Regions from separate parts of the Homo sapiens genome. Here regions 1 and 3 are each linked to region 2. Evidence: chromatin contacts called from ENCODE Hi-C or POLR2A ChIA-PET data. All regions are on one chromosome and are shown on one strand. The core of a region is the stretch at or near the end of the contact, and the rest is flanking DNA. Distances in the headings are between cores, read along the strand shown.

Region 1 (3,133 bases), core at 454-2,953, 1.2 Mb after region 2:
AGCATACTGGTTAGGGACACTGGCTTCAACGAAAATAACTGCCACTCACACACCCGAGGTCACAGGGGCCTGACGGCGGGGTGCGTGTTTTCTGTGATTCAGGGCGGATGCGCCACGGACAGGACCTGTGCACGCTCCTGCCACAGACAGGAAAGGGGAGGCTGGCTGGGTTAAGGTGGGGGGACAGGAAGGGGTGGCGAATAGGCTAAACTGTTTCAGCAGAAATAGAAAAGAAATCCTATATGCAGGAGGCCAGGTTAGGGTGGGAGGCAGCAAGGGACACTTAGAACTTCTGGGGCATCTTGGGAGGGGCTTATCGTTGTTAGAAAGGTATTTGCAAACAAAAAAACACTGAGTAAGCGGCCAACTCAACTTCTAATTCTCACTCTGGTCTTCTCATTAAAGGGTGGCCTTTCTCTGCAGATGAGATGGGGGTAGAGAGGAGACCACTGAACTTGCCTTTGGAACAAAACGGGGGTGGAGTAAGCTAGGCGAGCCCTTGGGGAGTGACAAAGTGGGGGCTATGAGAAAACGGAGAGTTAGAGGCAAGAGGCACCCACCTCCTTCTCAGAGATGTAGAGCTGGTCCCCTTTCAGCACCACATAGCGGTTTTTCCAAATCTCCCTGAAAATCCCTTTCCCGCAGAATTTCCGGACCCAGCCGACCTTCTCGGGCGGTGCAGGCTGCTGGTTTCCATCCTGAGGTCCCTGCCCCAGGACAAGATGAGAAGCGGGCGGTTAGGAGATTCCAGCCGGCGCTTCCTCTCCGTCCGTCTCTCACGACCGCCTCGGCGGCCCAGTCTCCTCCGAAGGCTGCGGCCGGGGGGCGGGGGGCCGCCCCAGGTTCGCTCCCACTTCGGAAAGGTTTTCACTCCGAGGAACTCCCCCCGCTCCCCTCCCCCGCTCCCGAATAAACAACCGGGGCTGCAAGTGGCAGGGGCGCCGGCCGGGCGCGGAGAGGCTCCCAGGTTCCCTCCAGGCCCTGCGCCCCCGCCGCCCCGTCCTCGCCGCGCGGGGACTAACGGCGTTTCTCTGGTTTTCTCTCCCATTGTCTCCTCGCCACGGCGGAGCGCGAGGCAAACGCTCGCCCGGCGCCCGGGGGCGGGGGAGGTGCGGGTCGTGGGGAAACTCAGCCAAGTTGAAGCCCCCCGAGGCGAGTAAACAAACAAAAGCCCCCGCGGGCGCCTGGCGGGGCCGAGGCCGAGGGGACCGGGCCGCCGGGGCGGGGGCGCGGCCGGGCCGTGGGTCTCCCAGGCCGCCGCGGCGCCGACGGAGCGGGGGTCGTCAGAGCGCGGAGGCGGCGGCGGCCGCAGGGCGGGCAAGCGCACTCACCCGCTTGGCGGAATTGTTCTTCTTCATCATTCCCAGCGGGCGCGGGCGCGGGGCGGCGAGCCGAGGGGCGGCCCCGCGTCGGGGCCTCGGCGGCACCGCGGGGGCTCCTTCCCCGCGGGAGGGCGTCGGAGCTGCCCCGGCGCCGCCGCTCCTCCCTCGCGCCCTCCCGCTCCCGGACTCTCCCCTTCTTTGTAGCTCCGGTTTCACTCAAGGCCGGCCTCCCTCGCATTCGCACTCGCACACACACGCACGCCCGCTCCCCGCCCCTTGGCGCCCTCCATCCCGGCGCCCACGCGGCCCGGGTCCCCGAGCGCACCCCCGCCACCCGCCCGCCCGGCCCAGCGCGGCCGCTCCCCCGGCCCGGTGCGCTGTGGGCGGCCCAGTCCGCACCCCGCAGCTCCATCCGCGGGCCGCTGACGTTGCGAGTTCAGAATAAAGGGCGAATCGCGGAGCCGCAGCTCGGGCGCTCCCCCCGCCCCCCCGCCTTTGTTTCTGACTCACGGAGGGGGAAGAAGGCGGCTTCGAAGCGGCTGGAGACCGCTCCCCAGGGGGCAGGGACCCTCGCTCCGGCGGCGGCTCGGGCGACACGCGGAGCCCGAGAGACCCGGCCGCCGGCCGCCCCGGGGCCCAGTGGGCGGGCGCGGTGGATAATGGAGAGACGTGCGGATTCGTGAAGACTGGAGATCGCCAGCCTCTACAGCATCGCCTTACCCGACCAAAAACAAAAACGAGAGCGGGAACCGGGAGGGCGCGCCACCCACAACCCGCATCAGGAATTCACGCTCCTAGGTGCTAGGGTGGCCTGGGCAGGTCAGATGCTGGGGGAAAGTTTTATGCTCCGGAGGGGATCGACGTGTTGGGGGATGGGGTGGGACAGAAGTTGCTATTAATACACGTTTCTTCCAGCGTACAATGCCTCAGGCCTTATTGTAGCTTCAGGAGAATAATCCTAAGGATGAGGCGGATTTTATGATCTCCATCTCACAGGGAGAAAACGGAGACTCAGAATAGCTGAGGGATTTGCAGACACAGTGTCGATGCTGGCTTTTCAGACACAGTGTCAATGCTGGCAGGAATAGAACTCTGTCTCCAAACCATTATCCTTTCTACCAAGTGGCTTTCAATATAAGTTCCAGGTGAGGCTTAAACTTCCTGCCACCTGGGTATCTTTTCCCGCTATACTGATAGGTAAAAACCCCACCCTCTCTACAGCGCTGGAGCCCAGTGGAGGGAAGGGCTGAACGCCCAGAGAATGCCCTGACTAGAGAAGCCTCTGCTGATCCCTCCTACAGCAGATCTGCCTCAGAGCCTCCAGGACACATCTTAGTAACTTCATGTCTTTTTAATATATATACGTGTGATGGAAAAGGGGAGTGAGAAACCCCGCGCTTGGGTACTGGTTTCATCACCACTCTGGGCTTTGGTCAAGTCACTGAATTTCTTTAGGCCCGCGTCCCTCCACGTATTAAGTGGTGAGGGATGAACTGCCATTTTTATCAACAAGGAAAGCTAGGGGAAGATATGAGATGACCTCTGAGAGTCCTTTGAAGATATGTGTTGTCTTCCAGGGCTAATTTTGAAATCATAATAAGCTAATAAACACATTGCCTGGCATATGGCAAGCATGCAGTAACCACAAAATGAATAAAAATCCCTGGCACTGAGGAGCAGGGAAAAGGAAAAATCATTTTTCCAGAGATGTCTCAAGATAAAAGTGTTGGCTAGATTTGTGGTTTGAATAGTGGAGGCTCTTTTGACTTTTTCTGGTGTCTGTCAAATGAAGGAGGGGCTCCCTCTCTTTT
Region 2 (3,032 bases), core at 533-3,032:
TGGCACAATCCTCCGCCTCCCCAGTTCAAGTGATTCTCCTGCCTCAGCCTCCCGAGTAGCTGGGATTACAGGCATGCGCCACCACGCCCGGCTAATCTTGTATTTTTAGTAGAGACGGGGTTTCTTCATGTTGGTCAAGCTGGTCTCGAACTCCCAACCTTAGGTGATCCGCCCACCTCAGCCTCCCAAAGTTTTGGGATTACAGGCGTGAGCCACCGCGCCTGGCCTAATAAACACCAAATAAATTTTAGCTGTTATTAGAAAACCTGGCCAGGTGCAGTGGCTCACACCTGTAATCCCAGCACTTTGGGAGGCCAAGGCAGGTGGATCACCTGAAGTCAGGAGTTTGAGACCAGCCTGACCAACATGGTGAAACTCCGTCTCTACTAAAAACACAAAAATTATCTGGGCGTGGTGATGCACGTCTGTAAACCCAGTTACTCGGGAGGGTGAGGCAGGAGAATCGCTTGAACCCAGGAGGCGGAGGTTGCAGTGAGCCAAGATCGTGCCATTGCACTCCAGCCTGGGCAACAGAGCGAGACTCCGTCTCAAAGAAAAAAAAAAAAGAAAGAAAGAAAGAAAAAAGAAAACCTCTTGCCAATATATCCTTATTGCCCCAACTCCACAATCTCCTGGGTTCCCCCAGCACTCATAGAAGCTGATAATAGGGAAAGGTAGGCTGTAAAGGGCAATGGTGATGAGCTCAGGCAGCACTACTGTCTTCTTTACAAAAGCACATTAATGATGAGCCTGGAGAACATATTAGATGTCAGGATGGCAAATACAGTTTTGGTTGTAACATGACCGCTGCGCAAAACAAAATACATCCATGTAAGAGGCTTTCAACCTGGAGTCCATGACCTCTCTGAAATTAGATGCAAAACTTGGTCTCTGTGTGCATTTTTCATGGTAGAGGGTCCATTGCTTTTGTCTGATTCATAACCTTAAAATGTCTTAAGTAAGAGGGTTAAGAACCCATGACCTATTCAGTACAATGTTCCCTGAGTGTAAAAAGTTCCTGTGGCATCCAGCACCCCCGTGGGAGTCCATCAAAATTCCAGGGTTCACCGACTGCAGAACTATGGGGATGCAAATGCATTTGCAACTCTTTGGAAGTAAAGTACACACGGGAAACCAAGAAATACTAAGAGGGAAAAAGCATTTTAGTTTAATGGGTACAACTGCTGAGGTTTTGAGGCCTCCATCAAGAAGGAAAAGAGAGCCCAGATTGCAGGTCTGTTGCGAGTAAGTGTGTCTGCAGGTTGTATTAGGCATGTGGTGATGGTGATGGGGGGTTATAGGAGCTTACAGTGAACTTCCATCACTCCTACCCATCATTGTCTAGTTATTTTATCATCCATTGATTCTTCTCTTCCGGCAGCTCTGAGGACCGTAGACTAAACTGAAACACAAAAGGGGAGGGCAAAAGAAAAGACAGTTCCAAAGGGAGCCGAGCGCCCGTTCTTTCATCCTGCGGTCCCTTTAAGAGAAGAACCTCTTGGGACCTGCAGTCCCAACCGACCCCAGTTTTAACCGAAACCCAACCCGGACTTCCCCCTCTTGACTCAAATAAGACCAACTTTGGATTTTCCCTCCCCTATTGACCAATCAGATTCTGTTACCAGGCAGACTTCAGCGGCCGCCGGTACGAGCCCGGCGCCTTCTGTCTCCGGGTGGCAGCAGTGACCAATGACAGAGCAGGCCGCCCGTGTATCTAGGCAGATCGCGGCTGTTACAACCATTCAGAAAAAGGAAAATAAAGCAACGCACGAGCCGGCTGGGCCAGGACCTTGGGGCTGGGCTGGAGTGAAGGTGGCTACGAGGTAGTTTCTCTTTCTCCCTTACCTTTATTGTTGCTTGTGTTGGAAGGCGACTGTTCAGAGGTAGGGAGGGGCAAGATGAGTTGGGAGGAGAGCAGAAAAAGATTGTAGCTGTATTTTCAACAGCTTCTTCACCCATGTGCACGTGCCCGGAATCTGGGACCCCATTCCCCTGCCGGGTTTCTGACGCCCAGCGCATGAGTTCCGCTACCCCGCCCCACCCCCGCTCCACTTTGCAGAAACCGGGGATTGAATGGAGGGGGAAGGGAAGGAGGTGGGGGCGCGCCTCAGGATGGGCTGTTGTGGGAGATGACGTAGGGGCCGGCGACGTGGGGAGGGGGAGCAGCGGGGGAAGTCGTGGCGAGATTAAGTAATGAGAACTTGGGCCCAGTTTTTTTTCCAAGCCTAGAAGGGCAGAATATGTTCGTATCCTTTCTGACCTCCCAGGCATATGCAATGGTGAGGAGTATTTTTGAGAATTAGAGAACTTTGTTTTGTGGCTGTTATTGTTGTTTTTGAGGGGGAGGAGGGCAGTATGGGGTCAGAGGCAGAAATGAAAATTTCTTGCTAACATGGATTCCCAATCCCCCTATCTCTTCCTTTACAGTTTTCCAGATTTAGGAGACTTCAGAAAGGTGGGGCAGATAGAATGGAGATGGCAAAGATCTCTTTGGGCATATATGGGCCTGGCGAAGTAATGGAATAATTTCTAATTTTCGGAGAAGGCAAGTGGTGAGAAAAAGACCACCGGGGAAATTCGGAGGCTTTGTTTCTGTTTCTCTGCCTTTCTGGGTAAAGAGATGAGGAGTGCCCTGGGGCCTTCTGGGGAAGGGAAGGCCAGTGTGAGTTACATCTTTATGCCTGTCCCTCTCAATTCTAGCCCTCATGCCGGGATGGCAGAAGATGAGCCTGATGCTAAGAGCCCCAAGACTGGGGGAAGGGCCCCCCCAGGTGGTGCTGAGGCTGGGGAACCTACCACCCTTCTTCAGAGGCTCCGAGGTACCATTTCGTAAGTACTCATCACATCTCCAAGTCCTGTCCAAGACCTGAGTATAGATCCCTGCAGCACTTCACTTTGGCTGTAGATGAACTGCCTCTCAGCAAGGGCATGGGAGCAGAGGGAGATTTTTGGCCATGGTAGCAATTCTTGAGCACCTGCTGGGCATTTCAGTCCTTTTCCCTCCCTAGCAGTCAGATAAAGAGACAGGGAAA
Region 3 (3,104 bases), core at 595-3,094, 1.1 Mb after region 2:
TAGGCTTCCCAAAGTGCTAGGATTACAGGTGTGAGTCATCCCACCCAGTGAGCTTTCCCATCTTTTGCCTGCTTCTCTAGGATGCCAATCTGAATTCACCTTTTCCTTTAGCTTTGTCCCACACCAATCACTCCCTCAGCTTTCTATTTATCATACTACGTTCCCGCTTCCTAGCAACTTCACATCTTGATTTTCCATTTGGGCTCTTTTTTAAGTCTTCTAAAGAATTCAGGTTCCTCATAAAAGGAGTCATTACGCTTGGGCAACATGGCGAGACTCCCTCTGTACAGAAAATACAAAAATTAACTGCGGTGGTGGCGTGCGTCACTAGACCCAGCTAGTCAGGAGACTGAGGCAGGAGGATTGTTGAGTGACACAGCAAGACCCTGTCTCAATTTTTAAAAAGCGGGGCCGGGCGCTGTGGCTTACGCCTGTAATCCTAGCACTTTGGGAGGCAGAGGCAGGCAGATCACTTGAGGTCAGGAGATCAAGACCATCCTGGCCAACACGGTGAAACCCCATCTCTACTATAAATACAAAAATTAACCGGGCGTGGTGGCGGGAGCCTGTAGTACTGGCTGCTCAGGAGGCTGAGGCAGGAGAATGGCGTGAACCCAGGAAGCGGAGCTTGCAGTGAGCCGAGATCGTGCCGCTGCACTCCAGCCTGGGTGACAGAGCGAGACTCTGCCTCAAAAAAAAAAAAAAAAATTAAAATTAAAATTAAAAGCGGGGAGGTGCGGGGGGTGATTACTTGTTGAATACAATTCATACAGTTAGGTTTGAGGAAGAACTTTTTTTCTTTTTTTTTGAGATAGAGTCTCACTCTTGCCCAGGCTGGAGTGCAAGTGGCTCGATCTTGGCTCACTACAACCTCTGCCTCCCGGGTTCAAGCGATTCTCCTGCCTCAGCTCTCGAGTAGCTGAGATTACAGGCGTTTGCCACCACGCCCGGCTAATTTTTGTATTTTTAGTAGAGACACGGTTTCACCATGTTGGCCAGGCTGGTCTGAAACTCCTGACCGCATGTGATCCACCCGCCTCGGCCTCCCAAAGTGCTGGGATTACAGGCGTGAGCCACCGCGCCCGGCCCAGAACTTCATTTTTAAGATAATAAACTGAGGGGCTGAGACGTTTTAAGAGACTGTGAACACCTGGGCTGGCACTGTTTTGAGAACAATCAACGAAAGGGGAAGGGAGAGAATAACCACCGCACTTCCCAGAGAGTCTAGGCATGATTCTGGTCCCTTAACAGTTACCTGTTTAGGGTCCTGTATGCGCTTTCCACGTTCCCTTCCTGTACCATCACAGTCCTGGCGATGAACTTCAGATGTTTTGCCATGACCTTGGATTTAAACCTTCACTCTGTAGAGCCTAAAGGATGATGGAGAAAGGGCGAGGAAAGCAGAAAGAGAAACGCAACATAATACAAACTACACCGCGCGGCTTATTTAGGATTTGGAAATTCAACATGCTCAGGGACGCGCGAGATGGAGCACATGGAAGTCATCCTAGAAAGTAGACGTGAATCGTTGTCTCTTATTCTCACTGCCAGTCCAAATCCTCGCATAGAGAAGAAAAGAGATGGCAGCAGGGCGTTACCACAAAGACGCGTCGCCGGGCATGAGAAGGACACGAGCGACAAGGATGCGCCACAGGGTCCCAACCACCACACATAGTTCCAAAAGGGGTTGAGTTGGGAGTTGGGGAAGGACTCTTTGTTGGTCTTTGGAAAAGGGGGCGAAAGCCCGCAAACCTGCCCTCTCGCCAAGCCAGCCTTCCTTTCCCCAAACCCTGCACAACTCCTCACCTCGCGCGCTCAGTACCTAGCCCACCGGAAGGGTTCTCACTACCGGAAGCGGAAATTACGGAATCGCCAGCGCCGCGCAAAGAAACAGGCCGAGGGAGACAACGTGCGTGGAAACCATAGCAACGTCCTTTCTGGCCTCTGTTGACTGCCTCTCTTCCCCGGGCCTGGACTCTACACCTGACAAAGCAAAATACTCATTGACTTAAATTCCCCCGAAACACGTTTCTCGCCCTCTCATGGAGTCGAAGTCCTTCGGCCTCTGAGAAGGTCAGCCCAATTTCATACCCCTTAATCCTGTGAAATCCTTGATAAATATTTGAGCCATTTCTCTTTCTCGATGGAAAACAAGAGAAGTAGGCGCTTCCTGAGGATGCTTCCTGTTTTCTCTTTGGAAAGGACAGACTCTTTGAGATCTGCTCTCCGGACGAAAAATAGATTGATTCATACACGTCATCTGCCTAAGTGCTAAGGAAAAGAAATAAACATACTGTGAGTTTCCTATATCATCTTCCCACTAATTTAACTACATAAAGTGAAATCAATAAAGATATATGGGAAACACCTGCAGGGTTTAGAATAAAAAATTATGTCAGCTTCTATGCCTTTTCGTGCTAATGAGACCTACTGAAAAACCTCCTTTTAAATTTCTTCTTCGCTGTGGAGACACCCGTCCTCCTATTTGTATGCTACCTGTACATATCCATTTATGGTTATTCACGTAAGTTAACATCTAATGGCTGTAGGAAAACGTACCTCCCTTAGAGAGAGAGTGCGCGCGCACGCTCACGCACACACACACACACACAGACACAGACACAGACGTGTGCATCATCAGTTGATGCTAATAACTTACACTAACACTTAAGCCCACCTCAGAGTAAGCCAGGTCCAAAGTAACGAAATAGAACTAGATTGGGACATTATTATGCTTGTCAACAAACTTTCACTGAATGACTACTCTGTGTCAGATACTGTTGATACCACTCTAGTGCCTCCTGGACCACTAGGACCACATAAAAGATACTAAAACAAAGTAGTATATAATAAATGCAAAATAAATTATATGGGCTGGACGCGGTGGCTCACACCTGTAATCCCAGCACTTTGGGAGGCCAAGGCAGGCGGATCACTTGAGCCCAGAAGTTCGAGACCAGCCTGGGCAACAAAGCAAAACTCCGTCTTTACAAAAAATATAGAAATTAGCCGGGTGTAGTGGCATGGCCTGTTGTCCTAGCTACTTGGGAGGCTGAGGGGGAGGATCACCTGAGCCTGGAAGGTCAAGGCTGCAGCGAGCTTTG

Evidence for each region. A loop is a pair of places that touch in the nucleus more often than their neighbours do. ChIA-PET counts read pairs that join two places held with the same protein, here RNA polymerase II (POLR2A). Pooled maps may share reads with other maps.
Region 1: a pooled map shows a loop between it and region 2 (5-fold over the local background). The contact joins the promoter of PLEKHO1 here to the promoter of RFX5 in region 2. A Hi-C loop is called at or near these places in 2 of 50 pooled maps. POLR2A ChIA-PET finds 5 or more read pairs at or near these places in 2 of 52 experiments (MCF 10A and naive thymus-derived CD8-positive, alpha-beta T cell).
Region 3: a loop to region 2 is called in a pooled map, with 4 times the contacts of the local background. The contact joins the promoter of MRPS21 here to the promoter of RFX5 in region 2. A Hi-C loop is called at or near these places in 1 of 50 pooled maps. POLR2A ChIA-PET finds 5 or more read pairs at or near these places in 2 of 52 experiments (HepG2 and activated T-cell).

The regions. Positions count from the first base shown.
Region 1 is chr1:150,148,486-150,151,618 of GRCh38, reverse strand. PLEKHO1 (pleckstrin homology domain containing O1) reads right to left here and starts at 1,703. Exons shown (of 6, transcript NM_016274.6): 1 at 1,332-1,703; 2 at 561-707. The coding sequence starts at 1,361. RefSeq lists silencers at 1,396-1,475, 1,616-2,075 and an enhancer at 1,263-1,763.
Region 2 is chr1:151,346,002-151,349,033 of GRCh38, reverse strand. RFX5 (regulatory factor X5) reads left to right here and starts at 1,782. Exons shown (of 11, transcript NM_001025603.2): 1 at 1,782-1,823; 2 at 2,428-2,545; 3 at 2,701-2,829. The coding sequence starts at 2,714. RFX5-AS1 (RFX5 antisense RNA 1) reads right to left here and starts at 2,024. Exons shown (of 2, transcript NR_131972.1): 1 at 1,846-2,024; 2 at 1,143-1,402. RefSeq lists enhancers at 1,368-1,717, 1,684-2,266, 1,321-2,520, 2,860-2,949.
Region 3 is chr1:150,292,601-150,295,704 of GRCh38, reverse strand. It overlaps MRPS21 (mitochondrial ribosomal protein S21), which reads right to left and starts at 1,844. Exons shown (of 3, transcript NM_031901.6): 1 at 1,807-1,844; 2 at 1,256-1,370. The coding sequence starts at 1,338. It overlaps LOC105371434 (a long non-coding RNA gene), which reads left to right and starts at 1,885. Exons shown (of 2, transcript XR_922129.4): 1 at 1,885-2,073; 2 at 2,208-2,405. RefSeq lists an enhancer at 1,497-1,556.